Linked DNA regions of Homo sapiens: region 2 is linked to region 1. The links are chromatin contacts, found by Hi-C or POLR2A ChIA-PET in ENCODE. All regions are on one chromosome and are shown on one strand. Each heading gives the region's core, a stretch centred on a gene start or an enhancer-like site at or near the end of the contact. The rest is flanking DNA. Distances are from core to core; before and after follow the strand shown.

The links. A loop is a pair of places that touch in the nucleus more often than their neighbours do. ChIA-PET counts read pairs that join two places held with the same protein, here RNA polymerase II (POLR2A). Pooled maps may share reads with other maps.
Region 2: a loop to region 1 is called in a map of psoas muscle, with 3 times the contacts of the local background. The contact joins the enhancer-like site here to the promoter of HDAC9 in region 1. A Hi-C loop is called at or near these places in 5 of 168 maps with a recorded cell type or tissue (B cell, Calu3, gastrocnemius medialis and 2 more), 1 of 37 single-sample maps with no recorded cell type and 3 of 50 pooled maps. POLR2A ChIA-PET finds 5 or more read pairs at or near these places in 4 of 52 experiments (MCF 10A, OCI-LY7, PC-9 and 1 more).

The regions. Positions count from the first base shown.
Region 1 is chr7:18,491,589-18,498,284 of GRCh38, forward strand. HDAC9 (histone deacetylase 9) reads left to right here and starts at 4,161. Exons shown (of 26, transcript NM_178425.4): 1 at 4,161-4,435; 2 at 4,674-4,736. The coding sequence starts at 4,715. RefSeq lists an enhancer at 3,890-3,939.
Region 2 is chr7:18,454,806-18,461,449 of GRCh38, forward strand. It overlaps a transcript of HDAC9 not described here. Among named protein-coding and RNA genes, the nearest start is that of HDAC9, 38 kb to the right of the region's middle. Within about 2 kb of position 4,231, at least 4 of the 41 ENCODE cell types and tissues checked have a DNase peak (open chromatin) inside an H3K27ac peak, as active enhancers do; they include gastrocnemius medialis and psoas muscle, where a contact is called at or near this core.

The DNA.
Region 1 (6,696 bases), core at 2,911-5,410:
TTTCTTTCACAAGCGCAGATGTACAAAATCTTTCTTTCATTTATTGAAGAAATTTCGACATGTTTGGGTTCAGAAGTACTGCTTATATGCAAAGTCAACGTTGTGATAATGCAGTTCTCGTGGAATCAAATTTCTGATGTCCAAGGCATTCGAAGAGAAGCCTGCCCTAGTTCTCAGACAGAAACCAGTTCACCTCCTGTGTCTGTTCTATATGGGTCCCCGGCAGATCGGATGGTGCCTGCTAACATTGAGGGGAGATCTTCTTCACCTAATCCACTCAAACTCACACTAATGTCATCTGGAAGCACCCTCACAGACACACCCAAAAAATGCTTTAATAGGTTTCTAAGTATTTAATCCAGTGACATCTCAAATTGAATCCACAGGTCCACCCCTTGTCAACTTGGCTCCCGTAAGTCTCTCCTTAACCATACTTAATTTCCAAGTAAAGACTGTAACAGCCGCCTAACATGATGCAACTAACATGATGCAATAATCCTGCATACGACCAAAAACTAATCGCTTCACCAGAATGCAGCTTTCAAGATTTCATATTTGAGATTTTAATATTTCGAGATTGTTATTTTCAGGATTGTAGACGTGAGAGATTTTAGACCTAAGGGATTTAGACCTTAGGGATTTTGTATCTTTTCAGATTTCAACATTCAGGATTATGGCATGTGGGATTGTGTCTTTCAGGATTGTGATCTAAATCCATTTTAGAAAAGGTCATTGTGAGCTAGAGGTCTGAGGATATTTCTGGAAATATTTTGGTGCCATACAGGTTTTTTAATACTTTTTTTTTGCTTATATGTCTGCATAGAAAGAAATTGGATTATGGTAACTTTGAAATAACATTTTACATTAGGATTTAATTCCCACTTTCATTTACTATTAAATTGAGAACCTGAGATTTTTTTGGCCCTTGTTACTTTTTTTACCTTTTTCTTTGACCTATGTGTATATAACATATAATATTTGGATTAGTTTGCAATAAATGCTTACTTAATTGAATTTGAATTTGTTACATTGAAACTTTTTAAACTACCCATCTACCTAGCCTGACATTTGTATTAGCTTGTTATAGTTCTTGTAATAGAACATATATCTTTTTCCCCCACATTAGTAAACTGTAGTTTTATAAATACCCCAAAAGAAACTGAGTCACATTTCTTTACTAACATTACTGAGATGATGTGGGAAGAATTAACTCAACATTCTTAATAATGGAAATATGGTAATCAATATAGTTGATGGTTGTTTTGATGATACTTATTTTTCTTCTGAGAAACAAGTGGGGTTTTTTGTAAGTATCCAATGTCTTTTCACTCTAAAATATTTTTTCATTATCAAGAGTTAAATAAAAGAGAAGATGGCTGATGGAAAAACATACTGCAAGAATGCAGGGATGAAACGTAAATAAACCTCATGTTAAATAATGGTCAAAATGAAGAAGACACATTATTTACAGTATTTTATGTGGAATGCCCTTTCCTGGATCCTTTAAGAACTAGGATAATTACTAACTCAGTCTTCTGGAGTTTTATTCTATTTTTTATTTTTTATTATAAAAGCTGAGAGATCTTTTTTTATCAATTGTTGTTTGAAGGTGTAATTTAAACTTAAAAAGACAAAAGATGCATAGGCATATTGTATCAATATGGTGATTTTGTTATCTCTTTTGTATATTCATCATAAATTTTTGTATTCTGTTAAAAATCACTCTGAAACAGACAGTGGGTCCATTTTTCATCAGTAGATCATATTAAATTTTATTTGGAATATCTCAGATAATGATTTGTATCATTTTGGTAAGGGACAAGATGGTGAGACTGGATAATATAAATGCTAGACCTATATGGTTAGTTATTAATTACCTGTATTTCCTTAAGCTACTGTCTTTAAAGCCTGACTCCAATAGTGAGTCCTTTTGTAATCAAGCCTCCTTCGTTTCCTCATGAGTGAATTTCAATGATTGTTTTTCTTAATATAAGAAGTTCTTGTTCTGATCTCACCACAAAAAAAATGGTAACTAGCTGAGATGATAGATTTGTAGCTTGATTATGGTAATTATTTCACAAGGTATAGGTGTATCAAATCATCAAATTGTACACCTGAAATATAAAGAATCTTGATTTGTCAAATATACCGCAATTTAAAAAATGTTCTTTACATAAATGTTTTGTAGAATAAAAAAAAAAAAAGTTCTTCAAAAGAAATCTCAAATCTCCAAATGGAAACAGGTAAAAGTGGAGCTCCCCTGGTTCCACGGAGAACCTTTTTTGAGGAAACTTAGGCAACTCGCAGGTACCTTATGTCATGAGACAGAGTTTGAAAACTACAATTGACTATCTCTAAATTTCCTCCCAGGTCTAAAATGTGATGATAGTTACTACTTCAGTACATCATCCTTAAGGAAAATTATTAGGTCCACACTGTTTCTATCCTTTGAATTTTACACATAAATTTTGTAATCAAAAGTTTATTTGTAATATCAGATGGAATCAGATAATTGCTTTTTGTTTTTTCCACTGACAGGAACATAAGATTTTGTTGTGTAGCTTAAGTCAAACGCAGTTTGGAATATATATTTTTTAAAAATTGTAACTTACATATCCAAATACAATTTTTCAAGAAGTAGAGTATTCAGTAGAAATTAATCTGTGAAAGAAGAGGAATTCAGCAGTGGCCTATTTGATGAATGATTTAACGTGCTTATTTCTTCCCTTTCATCAAAACTCTGTGTCCCCTTGTTTGCCCCCTCTGACTTCATACTCTGGAGTTGACCAAGATCCCTCTTCCATCGGATTGTTCTGGGAATTTTGAAATAATCTGCTTTTTCCTCTCTTTCCCCTGTTGCTTCTGATGCCTTAGAATTACATTTTCCTCGCTGATTTAGTTTAGAAAAGAGAAAAGAGCTTCCATGACTAGTAGATTATCACTTTTGGGTTTGCTCTTGGAAGTGACAAGATGCTAGGATCCCTCTTTGGAATGTAAAATTTATCTCTTATATAGAAAGGATATAAATGTAGCACCAGAGACTATAAAACTCTGATACTATCTACTGTACTGTATAGCTGAACGCCACAATGTGTCTGGTAATCTATTGACTATCATAAATGCTATTTCTACAGAAAAGTTAGGAGGTCCATATTTCGGGCAACCAATGTATAGCTGAATGCAGAACAGTCATAGTTGGGTACTAACCATATATATGATTTATCCATCAACAGGTGCATATGCTCAGAAATTCTGTATCCATAAGAAATCAGACTACTTTCTTTTCCTTTTGCAAGTAAATTGAATTTAGCCTGAGAGGCTGAGGGGAAATTTTCACATATAAGCCACGGTTTTGTGTTTTGTGTTTTGTTTTGTTTATAGATATAGTACTAACTGGATGGATGCGATAAAATTCATAGGTGGTACTAAGATACAATAGGATTTGTGAAATGGACAATTGTCTTGCATAAATAGCAAGTAAAAAATCAAGCCTGTCCTTCATAAAAATTTTATTCTGGGGTGTGCTTGTTTTCCAAAAGTACCTCTGCTAAATCTCCTGTTAGTCCTGAAACTAGAAGGCAGAAAAGCTTCTAGTGCTACAGCCAACTGCAGTGTAGCCTGAGAAACAGGCAACAAAAATAGAACACCAGGATTGCTGTGCGTGGGTGAGGCAGAAACCACATTATGAGCAAAAGCTTCCAGTATTATTTTAGAACCAATACAGAGCTCTGTACTTCTCTCCTCTCTCTTCCAAAAACACATACTACAAAAATAAAATGAAATGAAATGTATGTGCATTTGCCCTCTTAGAATTATGATTCTTAATTTTTTTTCTTGCCTTCCTTTCTTTGGAAGCGAATCGCCAGTATGGAAACACAGTGTGTAAAGCAAGCTTCGAGAGAGGAAAGAGTTAATTGGTTTTAAGGCCCTGCGATAGAGAATTATGGTTGGAAAGATAGAGGCTGGACAGCTGGGTTTGCTGGGGTATTTTTAAATGCATTAATGCAGGCTCCAATCACTCGGCCATGCTTGACCTATTTTTGGCTCAGGCCGACCATTGTTCTATTTCTGTGCCTGTGGGCCATGCTGTTGTTGATTCATATGCAAATGGATTATCACTCGCTTTAGCCAACTTGAGCTGAGAGAGACTGAGAAAGGGGGAAGAGAGGCACAGACACAGATAGGAGAAGGGCACCGGCTGGAGCCACTTGCAGGACTGAGGGTTTTTGCAACAAAACCCTAGCAGCCTGAAGAACTCTAAGCCAGGTTTAATTGGTTTCTTTTTCTCGTGGGTAGACTTAATAATTTTCTACGTATTCTGACAAAGAAATAACCCCGAAGCACGTTCCTATTTCCCACCTGCTTGTAGTTTCCGGGATAACCTAAACTCCAGAGAGCTATAGCATCCACTCTGTCCTTTCTGCTTTGCACACAGGTTGGTAACATGGGAAAAGTGTCCAGGTCTTTTTAAAAGTGGATGCCCATTTGAGCAGAAAGGAAATCATTGTCGAAGTTGATCCTCTGCTGCTTCTCCTCAGGGAGGAGGGAGAACCAGCGAGGGTAGCTCCTGGGGCCGGTGCACTGAGCAGTGATGAATGTTTCATGTAGCTGAAGTAAGAGTGACTGGAATATGCTGCAGACAATTTACGAGAGTGACTCCTGTTTTTCCTCAGATGGGGTGGCTGGACGAGAGCAGCTCTTGGCTCAGCAAAGAATGCACAGTATGATCAGCTCAGGTAAGATCCTCTTTCATAACTGAGACGTTTTAGGTTTGAAAGGGGGCTGGCTTGGGAAATGCAGCTAAGAAAAGCACCTCTCTTAAGGAAATTGCTGCTTTTTCGTGTTGATGTTGCTATTTTCTTGGTGCGTCTGTAGGGTTTAACTTAGATCCCTTCCATTACTGTTTCTGTGCATATTCAGTCTGCTTAGGGACAGCAGCTTCTGAATGAAATTGCAAACTATTGCTTCTGATGAAAGATGAGACTGAGATAAGTAAAATGTAGTTGGGGGTGTTTTGCCTTTACTATGCAACTAGAAAAAGGAGCTGTGTACTGATTGTAAGCCTATTCTAATAGGACTTTAAAAATCAGGTAAGTTCATATTGGGGCTTCAGTTTAAACTGCAGCCCCGCTAGCCTGACGATTTTATATTTACTCTGTGCCTACAGAAGCACATCTATTTATAGACCTACCTTCTAAAATGTGTTTGCCACAGAGTTATAAAGGTAGTTTTCTTTTTTCCATTATGTGGCTTTTTCTCATCAGCCCCAAATGAAACTGTTTAGGATGAAATAAAATTGTTATTAGCAGATGCTTATTTTAATTTTCTTCAAAAACATGTGGGAAGTCTAGCATTGTCAGGCAGATGTGATGGCATAACACACATGTAAATGTGTTAAAAGCAGGTGCAGCGTTTTAAAGGATAATAGGAACAGATTCTAATTTCTAGTTTCTCAAGGAGATGAGCTGGTGGGAGATTGAGCTTGTCAGCCTTGTCAATTTATACTTACTAAATGAACATACTCTCCAGGCAGTATCACTTAACGTGTAATTATTGCCTTTCATATTTATTTCCTATGGCTATTTCCTAAAGCTTTGGGAACTCTTTGTTTCTGTCCTCTTCTGAATGTTTCAACCTAAAATTGGCTTAAAGTTCTCACTTAGATCCCACTTCCCATGTGGGCTTAATCGTAATTATAGATCACCGCCTAGATTTCCATGATAAGAATGCCACATAAAGCAGTGTTTACTTTGTAGAGCTAGGTGTGAAAGAAATATTCCACAGGTTGGCATGATGTCTGTTTTGGTGTTAATACACCTTCCCATATGGGGATCTATGTTTAAAGCTAGTTTTCTTTAAACCTTGGTTAGTTATGTTAATTTTAAGATCCTTCTGTTGACCCAATCTTTTCATGGAATCAGAATAAAATATCAATTTTGCATAATTTGGTATTTATACACTTAAGTGACAGGAATTATGTTAATGAATAGTGCCTGCTTAACAAAAGCAAACCTACCAGAATTTCAGTACAGTTTATTCTTATAGCTGCAAAGCTGACAAGGGCTCCGGGAGGGTTTAACAGGTATGTCTCTAATGGGACTGGTCATTTAACTTAGCATTTTATTTTTTAAAATATGGATGAACCCTTTGAAAATAACTATTTTAGAAATCTTTTCAGCACTATGCTTTATCCTTTTAGTCCTCACTTCTGTGTTACAAGTTTGATATTTTTTTTCATATGGTAGAAACATACATGCCTTCCAAGTAGCAAGTGTCTGCTGAAGCTAAGGCTGGCTACAGGTGTTTGCAAGCTTTGCTTTTTTCTCCACATCTTTGATAATCACATACAGCTTTACACCCATTTCAGTAGAGATTGTCATTTTCCTAGCATTTAATGGTTTGTGTACAAAGCAACAAGATTTTCAGACAGGGAAGTGCTTCAGGCTGTCCATGCTTTGGCCAGTTCTACAAGAAGCAACATTTAAGCAGCAGCTAGCTATTAAATGAAAAGTGATGTAGGTTAACATCAACTCCCAAAACCTGTCTGGTATAAATACATAATCACTAAGTTCTATTTATTTTTAAAATGTGAAGCATAAAAACAATTACACCCTTCCTGCCATGCCATATATTTCATATATGTTCTTAAATTTAATTCACCTAGTCTTTATTGTATACTTCCTGTGAGGCACTGGC
Region 2 (6,644 bases), core at 2,981-5,480, 37 kb before region 1:
CTAATTATGGGGTTAAATATAATTATTTTTCTATAGCTTTGTAAAGGAAAACATCATAAGTTAATTTTCATTGTGTATCTTGGCTCTTGCTGAGGAAAATATTCAAAATAAAAGCTTTGTCTTACCTAAAAATGGAGGAGGATGGCGTCAGAATTTACTGTCATCTTAACTGATTTCTAATAAGGTGTCTCTGAACATACAGGTCTCACATAATTCACAGCTGCCTTTGGTCTTGATTTTTTCTTTCTTTTTTCTTTTTGAAAACTGAATATTTTTTTACTTTATTTAAAGCCCAATATTTGGATAATAAAAAGGAGACAGGGACATAGAAATAAGTGTAGTAAAAAAGCCAGATATCTTCCTGTTTGCTCTAAGAAACTTAATATTCTGTAGCTTGTATATAGTCATGTAAATAAAGATAAAATTAGTTCTGTTTTTTCAGTTTAAGTTCAAGTTGATATTTGAAATAGCTTTTAAAAAAAAAGTTAAGTCAAACCCAAAGAATCCTGTAAACCTTTTACTGGAAATATTTATGGCTATGATATCCTTGTCCCTTTTTCTCATTTTTTTGTGTAATTTTAGCCAGGACATTGATTTCATTACACAATTGAAGAATCCTGTATAATTACAGCATTTAAATGAAATGGAAAAAGAATTTTGTTACTGGTATTTATCTTTTTTTCCAAACTGAGAAGGAACAATTCTTACAGTGAGAATCTGCCAGCCAGGTCTCAGTGTTGATTATAATCGTATTTTAAAAACATAAATGAACGATTTTTATTTAATCATTTTCCAAAGGATGGATTGAAGCACAAAATCTGTTGCACACCCAGAAGACAGTGCAAGAATGGACTGGGTTGGGGATGTAGCCAACCATCTAATTACACCAATAGATTCACAGCACAGTTGGGTCACAAATTATGTTTCTAAATTTAGAAGGTGAATCTCCACCATAAATTATTGAAAAGCACTCTGTGGTACTCCTCTCTCCATTTCCCACAAATTAGATTACTGAAAGCTATAAAGCATCTTTAGAATGTGTTTTCCTTGCTGTTTAAAAATGTTCCTTTATCATCAATTAGTGCCAACCTTGACATCAGCTATAACCAGAAAACATTGAAACCAAAGGATAAAATAAAGAAGCAAGGAAATTATTTCTAAAAGAAACAGAAGAAGCTTTTTTACTTGCTAGGGAGATTTAACTCCTTAAAATATTTGTGAGTTTCCATCTCTAAAATTTTCTTGGGATAGAAATGTAATGACATATTACATAAATAGGGTCCCCAGCACATTTTATTTCCTTGCTGATCGTATTAGGTAAAATAATTACAGCTGAGCTAGAACAAATTTTGATAAAATAATTTCATTCTACCATAAATTAAGTCATTTGCATTATTTGTCCAACTTTACTTTTGATTTGATTTGATTGGTTGGTTGGTTGATTTTTTTGAGATAGAGTCTTTCTCTGTTGCCCAGGCTGGAGTGCAGCAGTGTGATCTCCACTCACTGCAAACTCCACCTCCCGGGTTCAAGTGATTCTCTTGCCTCAGCCTCCCAAGTTACTGGGACACAGGCACATGCCACCATGCCTGGCTAATTTTTGTATTTTTAGTTGAGATGGGGTTTCACCATGCTGGCCAGGCTGATCTCGAACTCTTGACCTCAGGTATCCACCCACGTCGGCCTCCCAAAGTGCTGGGATTACAGGTGGTAGCAACCAAGCCCAGCCCACCTTTAGTTTTTGAGCTTATATATACTCACCACTTTCATTCATATGATTTATGAACCTGAAAAACAGTTGATGGAAGATATTAGAAAATAAGATTATGTATAACATTACACTAAATTTAAGGTTTGGCCTCTCTATTTCAGTTATGATTTTCTCTACACCACCTCTCTTCCTGTGTCTATAAAATGGGAATAACAATCCTTACTGTGTACTTACTTAAATGGGATGATTCGCAAGTTCCTCGTTCACAAGAGATTTTTCAAATTGTTTTTTATTTTCTAAATTGAATATGCAGTGATGTGCCATGCAGAACTCTGGTTCCAAGTTAAAAATGTCCAATTCAAATAGCTGCAGGGTATTTATTGGCTCACATAAACGATGGCCCTGGAAGTAGAACCAGCTTTATATATAGCTATACTCGGGAGTCACACATAGTTTTATCCACCTTCAGTTTTGCTACAAATTGTGTTGTCCTCAAACTCAGGTTTTCTGGTATAGAAAGATGGCAGTGGAGCTCAAGTGCCTACCTTTTCTGAGACCTTAGTCTAGTAGATTTCCATTCCCAGGATTCCTTGGAGATACTTGTTGAATCTCAGAGATTTTGATTAACTCAGCATGTCCATTTCTTAACCCTTGCTAATGAGAAAGAAGAGAATAAAGCTTTTTTCATTTCATATCCCAGAAAATGTGCATGCAGTTCTGCTCCCATTTTTCCTACAGTATTTCAAGTGAACCACTCAGTGACAATCCCATCAACTTATACTGCCTTACTCTTTTAATTTAATATGAAATAGAACTGTCATTAACTGAAAGGGAAATTGCTTCAGTGAATATATTTGTGAAGAAATAAAATTGCTTCAGTGAATATATTTGTGAAGAAATAAAATTCATGAGATATTATAAATTTGATTTGCCTTCAAAATTTTAATTTAACTTTTAAAATTAGTTACAAAATATAGTTTTAAAAATAATCTAATTATTCATAAACTTTTAATTGAGAGTTTCTTTCTGATTAGTTGCTGTCTGCCCCTGTGCAGCTGACCCATTATATTTACAAATTGGTTGATCTCTGCATATAGGCCATAATAGTTTTATAAACTGTAGGTTATAAACGTCTGCTCTAATTAATTTTCTTTCATATCAACTGAATTTGATGTTGTTGAGGCATTAGTGAGTTTTTTAAAAATAGTTTACATAGAGCTTCATTTTGTTGATTAGTCAAAAGTATTGTTAAACTGGCTTCATGGTGTTTGAAATCACCTATTTTCAGGTGATAAGACTTTCTAAATTGATTTTTCCTTGTTCCTGGATGGGTCTTATTCTGCCAGATGGGAGTTAGATCACTTCCATTGAAAGAGAGTCTGCATGTGTTCCCAGAAGCACACACGTGTATGCAAATGCACACACTGACACTACAGAGTCTGGTTCGTGTGTTCTTTCTCACTATCTGAGGTTGTGTATGGCCATACACGCCTCAGATGGGGTTGGTTTTTATAAAAACGTTAAGGCTGAATCATATTTGTTGTATTGTGACATTTGCTGCCTTGCCATCAAAGAGTAGGTGCCTTTGTGCTGACAACTCTTTGGCATTTTGCCCCAGGGAAGTGTTGCATTATCAAAAGAGACGCTCACCCTCTCAGTGCCAGGGTGCTGGTAATTAAATCGTGGATGGTTGACCAGAATTCACAGGTGAAAATGATGAAAAGAATGTATTGAAATGAAAACCTGAACTAGGCAGCATTATATCTAATGAGCAAGAGGAGAGCTCTTTTAGGCTTGGTAACTTAGATGAGCATATGTGAACTATGGCTAATGCTTCTGATAGAAAATGGTTACTAGGAAACCATAAAAAACCCTCTAATTATGTGACCTCCAAGCTATACCAATAAATATAGAATTCAGATGAGTTTGTGCTAAAACCAGTAGTAACCCACTAATATTATTAATACTCTTGTAGTTTGTTTCCAAAGGAAGTAAGATTTATTGTCCTTTTAAGTACTGGATAACAATTCACAAAGATTGAATTTATTTAAAAGTTCATAGCCAATGCTACTGTGTTTTAACTGATGAATTTTGGTTTCCTTTTGCAGTGTTCTGTATCATGGCGAAAGGTCACAAAATAATATCTTGCTATCAAAACTTTTTTTTGTGGCTTAACTAGGCAAAACTTCGATTAATAAATGATAAGCTGTAGACCTCTACTCAGAGTAGTAACAAAGAGAGAGCTGGAGGTGGTGGCTCTTGCTTGTCACTCCAACTCCCATGGAGGGTCCTTCCTTCTTCAACCTGACTTTCTTATCCCCACAGACCTCATGTGGAACCTTGTACCATGGGTGCTATTCTGTGGCTGCTGTAGGATCTTCCCAGGTAGAACCAGACCTTATCCTTTTTCTTTGGTTTCTTGGGAGTAGAGCTGAACATGAGTGGGTGACTTCCTTTTCCAGGCTATTGGTCAAAGCTGCGGTCAGCAACAACTTGGCCAAGATATGCTTGACCCAGTTTTGCCACGGGCTACTGACCAAGAGGTTGCTGTTCGGAGTTGGCATGAGTCAGAGAAGCAGGTTACCAGCAGGTTACCAGCTGGGCAAAACTCAGATCGATTAGACATATCTTGGGGTCTTTTTACCCCTCTCTACTCGTGTTATAATTTTTTATCTTAGGCCCCTGCATTCCTTCCTCTCCTTAGCCACAACTGCCTGATATCTGTTACTTCCTACTAAGTTTTAACAGATAAACCAGACTGAGGTTAAAATGCTAAGAATTAACTCCTCTTCCCAGAAAAGTGTAATAGAAGGATACTATAGTGGAGTGGGAATTTGATAGGAAAGCATAAAATTATATTAAACTGGTAAGTGAAAAAATTTTCTACAAAAATGGTGAGTAAATAAATAGCATTTTGGTAGTTTACATGCTCAGATGCTTTATTTTTCTAGTTTTTTTTTAAAGCATTTGTCTTCTGGGGAAGCAATTTTATAACAGGTAATGTAAGCTTCCTTTGACTGACTGTAATTGACTAATGGCAACCACAGAAAACAGCCCTTAGCCTTCAATTTTTGCTCCCTTGCCAGTAAATCGTCCTGCCTGGGGTGATGATTTAATTTTCATGGTATTCAAATTACAAATTAACATTTGCAAGTGTAGATTTGGGGGATTATGCTGGAGCCTAGTAGAGTTCTCTAAGGATAGTGTGTCCCCTTGGGCTACATCATATAACTTCCTTATTAAAGTGAAAGGAAATTCCCTTTTGGTTTTCTTACAGCTTTTCTTCCTGTCCTCATATTTAAGAAAGGCATCCATCTATTCCACTTTAAATATCAAGCTTTTCTTATATCAAGTATTTCAGATAGTCAGTTTGCATACTGCTTATGGATGAAGTTAAGGGTTTTGGAAATGTTAGCCTACAGATTTGCTTTTTTTTTTTTTTTTCGAGACAGAGGTTCTGCTCATCACCCATGGCTCACTGGAGCCTCAAATTCCTGGGCACAGGCAATCTTCCCACCTCAGCCTCTTGGGTAGCCGGGACTACAGACATGTACTACCACGCACCACTGATCTTTTTGACTTTTTGTAGAGACAGGATGTCATTGTGTTGTCCAGGCTCGTCTCCAACTCCTGGCCTCAAGTGATCCTCCTGCTTCAGCCTCCCAAAGTTATGTTTGCTTCTAATAATCATAGTTGTTCATGAGTAGAAGGTATAATTCCAGCCCATCACCATACTGATGATAATTTATAGCATTATTTGTACTTGTGTTTGTAGTTTAACCTGTGTGGAATTATAGAGAGGAAACAAATCTTTTGACAGGGGCTAAGCTTGGTTTCAGGGCAGAATAAACAATATTTTTTTCAATTATATAAAATTTTGTAGAATTATGGTAAATAGCAACTGCATTTGAGGACCAAAATTCAAAGGTTTCTGTATTTTATGGAATTCGAATTCATTCTATTGTATTAAGAGTAGATTATCCTGGGGCCAGGTGCAGTGGTTCACGCCTGTAATCCCAGCACTTTCAGAGGCTGAGGCGGGTGGATAACCTGAGGTTGGGAGTTGGAGACCAGCCTGACCAATATGGAGTAACCCCATCTCTACTAAAAATACAAAATTAGCGAGGCGTGGTGGCACATGTCTGTAATCAATCCCAGCTACTCGGGAGGCTGAGGCAGGAGAATCCCTTGAACCCAGGAGGTGGAGGTTGCAGTGAGCTGAGATCGCGCCATTGCATTCCAGCCTGGACAACAAGAGCAAAACTCTGTCTCAAAAAAAAAAAAAAAAAAAAAAGGAGTGGATTATCCTGAACCCAAATAGAAAGTATTTGAAGGGAAAGACTATGTTTTCCTGTAAGGTAGATTGAGCAGAAAAATTATTAAAACAACCTAATGATCTACTGTGACTAACATTTTGCAACTCAACCTATTTAATAGGCTCTGGAAAATAAGCAATGATTTCTAGAGAAGAGTAAAAAAGCCAGAAGAAGAAAATTAAATAAGCGGCACTCTTTCTGTGGGGAAGCCTATTAACCGTGGAAAAGAATAACAAAGTTAGGCAAAAGAAGCCTACAACAAATCTTGCGTATGTGTACGTGTGCATGCGTATACATACATACACACATATATTTCTCTCAGACATACGCAGACTTTTCAGTCAGAAAAAAAAGGCTAAATGTTGGAAACCAGTACTTAATTGATTTTTAGAATGCAAACCTAACCCTTTTTGACATAGATTGATCCTATTACAAAATTCATAAAATTTAAAAATAAAAATCTGTTATGTAATGCTTAAGTAGATATTGGTAATTTGGGATTAAGTTTCAGTTAAAATGGTAAAGGGAGAATTTTAGTGGAAGTGTTTATTGTAAAATTGAATGATACTAAAATATTTTGCTTACAATTTTTTTAAAAGTCCAAAATGCTTAAAAAG